2 separate regions of the Homo sapiens genome follow, and region 2 is linked to region 1. A link is a loop called in an ENCODE intact Hi-C map of the cell type or tissue named here. Cell type or tissue: mammary epithelial cell. All regions are shown on one strand. Each heading gives the region's core, and the rest is flanking DNA. Links, peaks and the distances in the headings are about the cores only.

The links. Hi-C counts contacts between places; a loop is a spot of excess contacts. Peaks named below come from ENCODE experiments on the same cell type or tissue, not always from the same donor. Only the 100,000 strongest peaks of a DNase experiment are listed, where the experiment ranks them.
Region 2: it touches region 1 in a loop (2.3-fold over the local background); 3 of 110 quality-filtered maps call a loop at or near these places.

Annotation. Positions count from the first base shown.
Region 1 is chr21:33,973,695-33,979,473 of GRCh38, reverse strand. It overlaps LOC101928126 (a long non-coding RNA gene), which reads right to left and starts at 3,092. Exons shown (of 2, transcript NR_134561.1): 1 at 2,923-3,092; 2 at 1,783-2,746. RefSeq lists enhancers at 2,795-3,324, 2,396-3,595. In mammary epithelial cell, for the core only: no CTCF peak of the experiment used is centred there; DNase peaks (open chromatin) are centred at 2,633, 3,193 and 3,723; H3K27ac peaks cover 2,587 bases.
Region 2 is chr21:34,054,247-34,060,025 of GRCh38, reverse strand. No RefSeq gene overlaps it. Among named protein-coding and RNA genes, the nearest start is that of MRPS6, 16 kb to the left of the region's middle. In mammary epithelial cell, for the core only: no CTCF peak of the experiment used is centred there; no DNase peak of the experiment used is centred there.

The DNA.
Region 1 (5,779 bases), core at 271-5,270:
ATTAGGTTTTTCAAACGTAACATATTCTAAATACCACTTTTGCTCTCCCTCCCCACCTATACCTATCCCATCCCTGTGGTTTTCAAACATTAGTATACCCCATCTCAGAATTTAAATAACCAATCAGGCCAGGTGCATGGCTCACACCTATAATCCCAGCACTTTGGGAGGCTGAGGCAGGTGGATCACCTGAGGTCAGGAGTTTGAGACCAGCCTGGCCAACATGATGAAACCCCGTCTCTACTAAAAATACAAAAATTAGCCGGGCTTGGTGGCAAATGCCTGTAATCCCAGCTACTAGGGAGGCTGAGATGCGACAATCACTTCAGAAGGCACCAGAAACTCTGCACACCATTTCCCAGTCAAAGATGATGATTCTCGTGACATTATTGTCTCCTCAACCTCTTCCTGTGGGCAGGTACCCGTCCCCAAAGGCGGTTGGATCCAGGCCTGCATTTTCAGAATTAATGGTGCAAGGAGGCAGAGGTTGCAGTGAGCAGAGATCGTGTCACTGCACTCCAGCCTGGGTGACAGAACGAGACTCCATCTCAAAAATTAAAAATAAATAAATAAATCAAAAACAGAATCTCCACATGATTCAGTAATTCCATTTCTGGGTATATATCCAAAACAATTAAAAGCAGGGTCACAAAGAGATAATCGTATACCCATATTTACAGCAATATTATTCACTATAGCAACCCAAGTGTCCATCCACAGGTGAACAGATAAGCTAAATGTAGTCTATGCGTACAATGGAATATTACACAATGTTAAGAAGGAAGGAAAATCTGACACATGCTACAACATGGATGAATATTAAGGACATTATGCAAAGTGAAATAAGTCTGTCACAAAAGGACACACACTGTGTGATTCCACTTAGATGAGATACCCCAAGTACTAACATTTACAGAGACAGAAAGAAAAATGGCGGTTGCCATGAACGAGAGGGAAGAGGAAATGCGAACTGTTGAAATGGCATAGAGTTTTAATTTTGCAAGATGCAGAGAGTTCTGGAGACGGGTTGAACAATGATGTAAATGTATTTAACACTACTGAACTGCATACTTAAAATGGTAAAGGTAGTACATTTTATGGTTTATATTTTATTTTTGTATTTTATATTTTGTATTTTGCCACAATCTTTTCCAAAAATCCAATTCCCTCCTCGTTCTCTGTGCCCCTCTGTGATCCGGCCCTGCCTCCATCTCTGACCTCATTTTCTATGCCGCCTCCTCTACTCCCTCAGCTCCAGCCATTCTGGCTTTCTGGCTAACACCCGTTAAAGCGTTTAACACCCACTAAGGCATTTCCACCTGGAATCTTCTTCCTCCAGAGAGTCTCGTGACTTACCCTTCCACTCCCACAGGATCTGCTCAAGGAGACCTTCCCTCACCACCCTTTCTAGAATGGCAGTCACCCTGACTTTGTTCCTTTTTGCCACACTTCCTAACTTGACATTAGGTTGTTTGTTTATTTAGAGACAGGGTCTCGCTCTGTGGCCCAGGCTGGAGTGCAGTGGTGTGATCACAGCTCACTGCAGCCTCAACCTCCCAGGCTCAAGTGATAAACCCGCCTCAGCCTCCCGAGGCCTCTGGTCCCGAGGGACCAGAGACTCATGCCATCACCCCCAGCTAATTTTTTGATTTTTTTGTAGAGACAGGGTCTTGGTTGCCCAGGCTTATCTTGAACTCCCGAGTTAAAGCAATCCTCCCATCGTCACCTCCCAAAGTGCTAGGATTCCAGGAGTGAGCCATCACACCAGGCTGACATTATAGGTGCAATTGTCTGCTTGTTTATTCTTTCTTCTTGTGAGAGCAGGAGTTTTTGTCTGCTTAGCTTACCACATAGCTCCTGGCACACAGTAGGTGCTCAATAAATACACTGTCTGTGCAATGAGCTGCTGAGAGAATAAATGTGAGCCCTGCAATACAATCTCACATAGAAAGACAAGGGTGGGGGACCCCAGGGACTTCAAATCACCCTCTTACTGCTCAGTAAATGCAACTTTTTCCCTGGACAATAAAGAATGGAATTGTATATGTAAAATACTGAGAGCTCTTAGAGAAAATAGTTACAAAATTCGTAGCAACCCGCACACAGCAAAGCTCAATATTCATGGAATGCAGATCTTTAGTACTGGCATGATTTTAAAATTCAAACATAAGCTGTTTTTCCACGTTCTTTAACCACAAATAAGGCTGCTGGTCTGGGGTCAGGATACCATGGAGTCAGGAGGACTCCTGGGTGACTAGTGCCACCACTCACTTGCAGTGTGACCTTGGGGAAGCCACTGTTCCCTCGCTGGGCCTCCGTTTTCTTTCCAGTCCTAATTAAGGACCAGGTTGCTTCCCATGGGTCACTTCCGACTTGAACATTTTTGCAACTTCAGAAAGTTATAGTTCATTCATTCTTCAAGATTTCTGAGAATTTAAGTTCATCTGAAACTGCTCATTGGTAAGTTTCCTTTTTTTGTCCTTCCATCAATTGGCAATGCAATACAGAAAAACAATTCTACCCAGGAGTAAAACCACAATGATTCATGTCATGTCAAACCCAAATGCAATGGGGAGGGGAGGGAATAGGGATATTTACTCATTCTTGGAATAAGAAGGAGTTTGAACTCAAAACTGCATTATTCACGGTAACATCATTCATCGTGACAAGCTGCTGTGTTTTTCATGAGGTTGTAAGATGTAATTGCTCAGGCATTCAGATGGTATTAGAACGAGGGAGTGTCATCCTATCAATAAAAACAGAACAAACTCTGTCTTTGGGGAGGCCAAGAGTGGGGCTTAAGGGAAGGGCACAGCGAGGGAGACAGAGGCTGGGGCAACAAGCACTGGGGCGGGGGGTGGGGTGGGTGCTGCAGTTCCCCACGCCTAGCCCGCCCTTCCTACAAGCCTGCCCTGGACTCACCATCAGCTGAAATGAAGCAGGAAGTGGAGCAGGGGATCTGTGGGCCCCACAAGCTCAGAGGAAGGAGGGCAGCAGGGACTTTCAGTGCGTGGCTATAGGAAATTTACCAAGTGGAACAGGAGACTCCGAAGAGTTCATGTGCTTTTCCGAAGAAGTGTCCAAAGGCACTTAGGCCAAAAATAGATGAATAGATGAGTGAGTGAGTGAGTGAGTGTACGTGTGTGTACGTGTGTCAGTTCTGGTAATCTACAAAGACAAGACTGGCTTTCCCCAACTTAATCCTCCCACCAACCCCCACACCCCCTTCCGTTCTTGCATGTCTGAGCCTGTCTGTCTGGCAGAGGGAGAGGTGGACCCAGCAGCCTCTGGGGAGAACTAGAAAGGAAGATAAAATAAGGCTAGGAAGTTTGGCCACCCCTGCTCCCCCGAAAAAAGCTGCTATCATCAAAGGGGAAGGGCCATTACACTGATAGTCTACTCTGGCCTCTGTGACCAGAATTTGTTCTTGTGGAATGTAGCCGGAGAATCTACAAGTGAAAACGCAAGGCGTTGTTTTCACCAAGATATAAAAAGCTGTGGCGCCAGCAGCATAGGTGCCCACCACTGCCACTGCTCATCCACCCCACCCCACTGTCACTCATGCACAGATGGCCCTGTGGCCTCGTTTCCTGAGAACCCCAGAGGATGCAGAATCACTCTAGCCCTCTGAAAACTCCTTAGCGCCTTAGCACTGTGAGCAAGAGTGGCATTAGTCATTTGAGGAAGTGGTGGTGACCAGCAAGAGACAACCTTCATTGAAGGCAAAAATGAGGTGATTTCACACTGTTCTGCAGAGAGCAGAGGCCTCTCCCTGAATGCAAATGTTACCATGACAGGAGACAAACACATGGCAGTTCACTGGGTGATAGTGAACAGGTGTGCCTTTGGGTATTCCCAGAAATAACTGGAGTTGGACATATTCAAAGACAACCAACTAAACATCCAGGAAAACATGACGCCATGAGTAGGGCTAGCAGACAAAAGAAACAGACTCACAGAGGTTTCAGATATTCAACTCACTATACACAGACTAAAACAATTCTAGCTACTCTTTTCAAAGAAATAGTCAACAAGTTTGCAAATTCTAACCAGGAACTGGAAACTATAAGAAGTGTCACAGAAGAACTTCTAGAGGTGAAAAGTACAATAACTAAAAATTAAAGAGCATATAAGTCGCTTTAACCACACTTTGAACACAGCTGAATAATTCATATACCAAAATTAAAGCAGAAGAAACACTGAGATTACAGTATAAGGAGACAGAAAGATTAAAAACCAGATGAGAGGGTAATAGAGTACACAGTGAGTCAACCTAACATGCATTTGATGGCGGTATCAAAAGAAGTAAAAGGAGGGAAGGCCCAGAAGAAAATATTTTAATAGGCTGGGAGTGGTGGCTCATGCCTGTAATTCCAGCACTTTGGGAGGACAAGGCGGGTGGATTACCTGAGTTCAGGAGTTCAAGACCAGCCTGGCCCACATGGTGAAACCCCATCTCTACTACAATTACAAAAATTAGCTGGGTGTGGTGGCGGGCACCTGTAATCCCAGCTACTAGGGAGGCTGAGGCAGGTGAATCGCTTGAACCAGGGAGGTGGAGGTTGCAGTAAGCCAAGATCACACCGTTGCACTCCAGCCTGGGCAACAAGAGCGAAACTCCATCTCAAAAAAAAAAAAGAAAGAAAGAAAATATTTTAATATATAATGATGGAAGAAGGAAGGAGGGCGGGAGGAAGGGAAAAAAGAAGGAAAGAGGGAGGAAGGGAGGATGGGAGAAAAGGAGGAAGACAAGGGAGAAAGGGAGGAAGAGAAGGGAGGAAGGGAGGGAGGAAGGAAAGGAAGAAGGGGGATGGGGTGGGAGGAAGGGAGGGAGGGAACGGAAACTTTTAAAGCAGCCTTAGGAAGAAAGAGATCACCTTTAGAGAAGCCATAAATAAACAGTCAACTGACTTTTTTTTAAAGCCACAATGGAATCCAAAAGAAAAGCCTAGATCCTCTACCCATGGAAAATATCCCTCAAGAGGGAAGATGAAATATAGACATTTGCGACAACAAGAAAAACCTACAAATAAAACTCCAAGAGCATTCACCACTAGCAGATCATCATCTTTTAAAAGGAAAAGGAGTGTGGCACCCACAGCTGTGTGGAATGCTGGAGCTGACAATTTGCTTGGAGCTTCCAACAGGGAAATCGCTGCTTGATGACTGGTGTAGACCCATGATCTAGCTACTCTATTCAAAGAAATAGTCGGCAACTTTGCAAATTCTAACCAGGAACTGGAAACTATAGGAAGTGTCACATAGTTGATATAAAAAATGAACTCAATGATCATGGACATCAGTGTGAACCAGATGGACCCCACACATGTCTTGGCACCTCAGAGGCCCCTGGAATGTGTGTGTGTATATATGTGTGTGTGTGTGTGTGTGTGTGTGTGTGTGTGTGTGTGTGTGTGTGTGTGTATATGCCTCCAGGAAAAACATTGGACCCCTAAAATGACATGGGAAAACAGGGGCTCGAAGCAGGAGGTAAATTCAGCTAGAGGATAATAAAGTTATGCTTCTTGTGGTGCACAGACTACTGAAGGCAGGCTTTGCAGAGAGCTTGGAAACCTCCAGAGTTGCATCTTAGCCACCCTTTTGAGTTACTAGGGGAGTCAAAGAACATAAGCCCTCTTAAAGCACCTGAAAGGCAAGGAAAGCCATACAGATTTGAGGCAATGATCATACTTGAAATCACTCCCTTAAAGTGACTGAAAGAGTATCAGTTGGGCTCAAGCAATTAAACAATTGTCAAATGCATCAAGCATCTGTGATA
Region 2 (5,779 bases), core at 208-5,207, 81 kb before region 1:
GGTTTCTCTGGGACTACATGTATCTTGTCTCTGCTCTGCTCATGAAGTGTCTGACATCACCCCACCCTCCCCATGCCATCTTGTCTGTTTGGAGACAAGCACTCTCTGCCTCTACATGCCCACCATGGAAGATGGCTAGCCCATAGCCCAGGTATCCTGAGGACACACATGCCAAGTTCAAGTGACAGCAGATACCACCATCTCTGATCAGGAGGAGGAATCTCACTTGACATCCATCTTCAGATCCATCTGAATCCACGAGAGTACAGTGATGGCATACAAATTCTTGCTTCCAAGAGAAGAACTATCCAAGAGAATTGTAGGCAGAGCAGGTCTCACCAAAGGTGGCTAGTTGGCAGCAGTACAGCTTGGTGGTCAAGAGCATGGAGCCAAAGCCAGACCGCCTGTGTCCAATGACTGTGTACCCTTGAACAAGTAACTGAACTCTGTGGTTCAGTTTCCTCATCTGTAACATAATCAGACCTAAGGCATAGGGTCGTGTCCAATATACCACACACAATACACGGAAAGTACAGTGCAGCCTGCAGTGTGGGAAGTGCTTAATAGCGGTTTGCCATTATTGCTACAAAGGCCCAATGCTTTAAAAGAAAAATTGATTCAGATCACCAAGCTCTGCTTGACTCTTATTCCCCAGATGTCCCCTCTTTCCACAGCTGGGGAAACCTGACTCCACTTGAAGGCTCAGTGGCACTCCAGGAGCTGAGAAGAAGCAGATCCTAATGAGCAGAAGGGATGTAAGGAGCTCTAATTTGGCTCTAACACAGTGCCCGGCTCCATCAGTGTTAGCCTGCAGCACATAATGGGTTTGCAGTGCCGTGAGGCTTCAGTAGAATGTAAGCTCCAGAGAACAGGGCCTTGGTCTAATCATGGTAAGGTCCTGGCCCCTGATACAATGCCTGACACAGAGGGTGATGAATAGATATTTGCTGGCAGAATAAGGTAGGAATTTCCTCTAGATCAAGCTTGTCCAACCCATGGCCCATGGGTCGAATGCAGCCCAGGATGGCTTTGAGTGTGGCCCAGGATGTCTCAGTATGGCTTTGAATGCAGTCCAACACAAATTCGTAAACTTTCTTAAAATCTATGAGTTTATTTTGCAATTTTTTAAAAAACTCATCAGCTATTGTTAGTGTTAGCATGCTTTATGTGTGGCCCAAGACAATTCTTCTTTCAGTATGGCCCAGGGAAGCCAAAAGATTGGACACCCCTGCTCTAGATGGTGGGCTGTCCCCACTTAACTGGGGATATCAACCTCTGTGCCCCCTCTGAGGGTGGTACCTGAAGCCTTTGGCTAGGTTGAGTTCCCAGGGAGGGAGATGAGGAAAAAGGGGGTCTAGCTGGAGGCTTGAGGAGCCTCAGCCTTGGAGCCATGGGTTCCATTTGGGACATAGGTCTCTGCCATTGCTGCTCCCCCCACATCCTCTCTCCCTGGAGGTGCCTTCAGCATGATCCCCCTCAGAAGGCCTGAAACACAAACAGCTGGGGAGGAATAGAAGACAGCGGGAATCTTCTAATCTAGAGTAGGGCAGGAAAGGGTGTCCTTCTCCTTTTCTGGGTCCGCAGCTGTGCAAAACAGTAACATTGCAACACCACTGGCATTTTTCTCCCTCCTCAGGTGGGAAATATTTACCCTGCCTAGAGCAGCTACAACACACACTGGTGACCCATCCCTGTGCCCAGGTCCCTATCTTACCACGCCATCCAGTCCCAGTCTCCTTTCCTGTCCTCTTGTTAGCAGACCTCCCGAGTACCAGGAAGCTTACCCCACCTCAGCCAGCGTGCCCCTCTGTGCCAGCTTCTGAGTTTTTCCTGAGGGGATACCCGTGATGCCATCGCTCCGGTCTTGATGGTGTTATTTCCTTGTGGCCTGGAAGTCTCTTGGCCTGCGCTGCTCAGCCAGAGCGTCCCACAAGAGGATGCATACCTCACTCCCATGAGCCCCACCCCGGGATTTTCATAGCTACTGTCAGGGACAAGTCGTGGGAAATGGGCCTCAAATGCTTTCCAGAAGCTTCCTTGCTCACTGCATGTAAAGCTTTAAAGCCCTCATTTAATTGTCTTCTTCCCACATTTTAAAAGTCAACACCCCTGAGGTGGGGCGCGGTGGCTCACACCTGTAATCCCAGCACTTTGGGAGGCTGAGGCAGACAGATCACTTGAGGCCAGGAGTTAGAGACCAGCCTGGCCAACATGGCAAAACCCCATCTCTACTAAAAATACAAAAATTAGCCAGGTGTGGTGGCACATGTCTGTCATCCCAGCTATTCAGGAGGCTGAGGCATGAGAATTGCTTGAACCCGGGAGGCAGAGGTTGCAGAGATCTTGCCACTGCACTCCAGCCTGGGTGACAAAGTGAGACTCTGTCTCAAAAAAAAACAAAATAAAACAAAAACACACACACACAAAAACAAAACCAGAGAGCCTTGGCTGCCCTACCCCAGGGAGGGGGTCTGGTTCCGCCCAGGAGGCTGTGCCCACAAGCTTCTGGCTAGCCTCTGTAAAACCTCCCCAGATCAATAGATAAGCCAAGAGGAGGAATCGAGTCATAGGGAGCAGGAAGGCCAGGCTGGGGACAGGACAGGGACAGCCCATGCTTGAGGGACAATTGAGAAGAGGAGGTACCTGTCAAATTAGGCTTCAGGGTTTTAAAAGATTGTTATTTGTATTTTGCTATTGTAAGATTACTGTAACCTTACTACGGAAAATTCAGGAAACAAAAAAATGCCCATAATCCCACAATCCAAGCTGAGCCACTGTTGACACTTTAGAGGTTTCTTTCTAAACTTTTATGGATATGTGTTATTTAATCAGACGGTACATATAATTTTATATTCCATTTTTTCATTGATATCTAATCATGAGCTTGTCAATGTTTTTAACTAACATTCATAACTGTTATTTAGACTTGCTGTGTTATATCCTACTCCAGGAAATGCCGGTGTCCATTTAATCTTTCCCCTGCTCTTGGATGTTTCAGGTGACACTTTTTCACTCTTCATTTGTATAGCAAATCCCTAGATGAACATCTTTGTTCTCTGGCTTTTTCTGCATTTAGGAATGCTTCCTTTGCTTGGCCTTCCAAAGCGGAATTTCTTGAAACTGATGGCTTCTTGGGTCCATTGCCAAATGTTTTTTTTCCAAATAGGGCATCAGCAGTGCTGAGCAGGCCTCGGGTTAGAATCAGAGCTAGGGGGCCAGGCTCGGTGGCTCACGCCTGTAATCCCAGCACTTTGGGAGGCCCAGGCAGGAGGATCACCTGAGATCAGGGGTTTGAGACCAGCCTGGCCAATATGGTGAAGCCCTATCTCTACTAAAAATACAAAAAAATTAGCCAGACATGGTGGTGCAGACCTGTAGTCCCAGCTACTCAGGAGGCTGAGTCAGGAGAATTGCTTAAACCTGGGAGGCGGAGGTTGCAGTGAGCTGAAATCACACACTGCAGTCCAGCTTGGGGGACAGAGCGAGACTCCATCTCAAAAAAAAAAAAAAAATCAGAGCTACGGGAAACTGAGGCCAGCAAGGATCCTGTGTTCTCAGTACCCGAAACACTGCAATAAAATTTCTCCAGGGCTAGGCCAGGAGGTCAGAAGATCTAAGAAGTGGAACTAGGGATGATTGGAAATGCCCGAATCATGTGGAATCAGTGCCAAAAGAAAGTAAGTAATGAGTCTAGACATGTAATTGCCGAAGTGCATATGGTGCCTCCAGCTGTACCACCCTGAACAGCTGATTGCTCAAGTGCTATACAGTAAAGACCAAGAGGTGGAAAATTACAGGCAAAGTACAGGTGAAGGCCAGGACCCCAGGCACATATTTTTAAAAGAAGCTCTGGCCGGGCACAGGGCTCACTCCTGTAATCCCAGCACTTTGGGAGGCCGAGGTGGGTGGATTGCCTGAGGTCAGGAGTTCAGGACCAGTCTGGCCAACATAGTGAAACCCTGTCTCTATTAAAAATACAGAAAACTAGCCAGACATGGTGACATGTGCCTGTAATCCCAGCTACTCGGGAGGCTGAGGCAGGGGAATTGCCTGAACCAGGGAGGTGGAGGTTGCAGTGCACCGAGATCACACCACTGCTCTCCAGCCTGGGCAACAGAGCGAGACTCTGTCTCAGAAAAAAAAAAAAAAAAAAAAAAAAGAAGAAGAAGCTCTAATCTCCTGGGTGGTGGCATGGAAAGTTACTCAAAGGCAGAAACCGCCTCATCCCAATGGTTCCTGAAAGCCACCTCACCCTGCACTTCGCCCAGGGAACCATATAAAAAGGGAGTTCCAGCATCCACTTCCTTCTTGGTTCCAAGCTGCCTGCCTCAGCCCATTCCTCCCACCTCATTCTATCTTGGATTTTATTTTTTCAGCTTCCAACCTGGGCATTCTTTCACTATTGCAGGTGAAAATGACAAGGTCCTCTTGCAGCTGCCATTGATTCCCCCAAACCATAACTTGTTCCACCCCCCCAAACCATAACTGGTTCCACTGCCACCAGCTAGCCAGCTTTGGGTCACCTCTGCCGATTCCTTCCATCTGCCCCCAAGACCACTGCTGTGCCCACCCCACAGGGCTCCCTCTCTGAGTGCTCTCCTCCTACTGTCTGGTTTCCAGCACTGCCCAGACCCTGCTGATGTCCAGACCTTCTTCCAGCCCAGACCTGTCTCCTGGCCCCAGGCCCAGGTTTTGGCTGATCATTAGACATTTCTACCTGGGTGTTCCAGGTGTCAGCTGAACCCAGTATCTTGCCTTTAGGCTGCGCCACCTCCAGTCTCATGTCCTGTGAATGGCCCCACCACATACCCAGGCCTTGTACCAGAAATCAGAAAACCTCCTAGAGGTGACCTTATTTCTTACTTCCATCCAGTAGGTCACCAAGGAGCTCTCAAATCCATTCCTTCCTTGCCACCCACCTCACTCCACAGCCCTCAAATGCACTCCCACACGCACTTGTTTACCTGCCTCACTGACCCGGGTCTTCCCTCTTCTACTCTCGGGCTCCCAGAGTGGTCCTTCTCAAACAGCATGTTGATCAGATCACATTTCTGTTTACGTAAAACTCTAACTGCCTCCTGGAACGAGGGGTACTGGGGGTAACATTCCAAATCCATTCATTCATTCACTCATTCAGGAAATATTTACTGAGGGCCTTCCATCTGACAGGCACCACACTAGCACTGGGAACCCACTGGAAAATAAAGCAGACATGGGTAAGTGATGTCCACTGATATCAGGGTCATCTACGAAGGGCTGCACCATGCACACCGAGATTGATCCCTCACCACATCCCAGCTGTATTCTCCACCGTTAAACTCACGACCCTGCAGCTCCCGAAGCATGGTGCTTCCCTACCCAGAACAAGTTGCTTCTCCAGCCCTATTTACGCTTCCCTATTCTTTCTTTGGATAATCACTATTTGTTCTTCCCAACTCAACTGTATTCTCAGCTCCTCTCGAAAGCTTTGCCAACACCCTTCCTCATCCCCCTTCAGATCTACCTGCCCTTCCCCTATGTCACCAGCACCTGTGTTTACCTCCATAATTGTATTGACCACACAGTGTAGTGACACTGTTTACTTGCTTATATTCCCTTTCCCACCCACTTCCTACACACACATACACACACACACACACATTTATGAGCCCCTTAAGATAAGGACCTGGGTGTTTTTATCACCGGTGCCTAAAAACGACTGGTATATGGTCTGTATTTGGTAAACAAACCATGTGAAGATAACACAGATCATTCTTACTTTTGAGTTAATAAAATATTT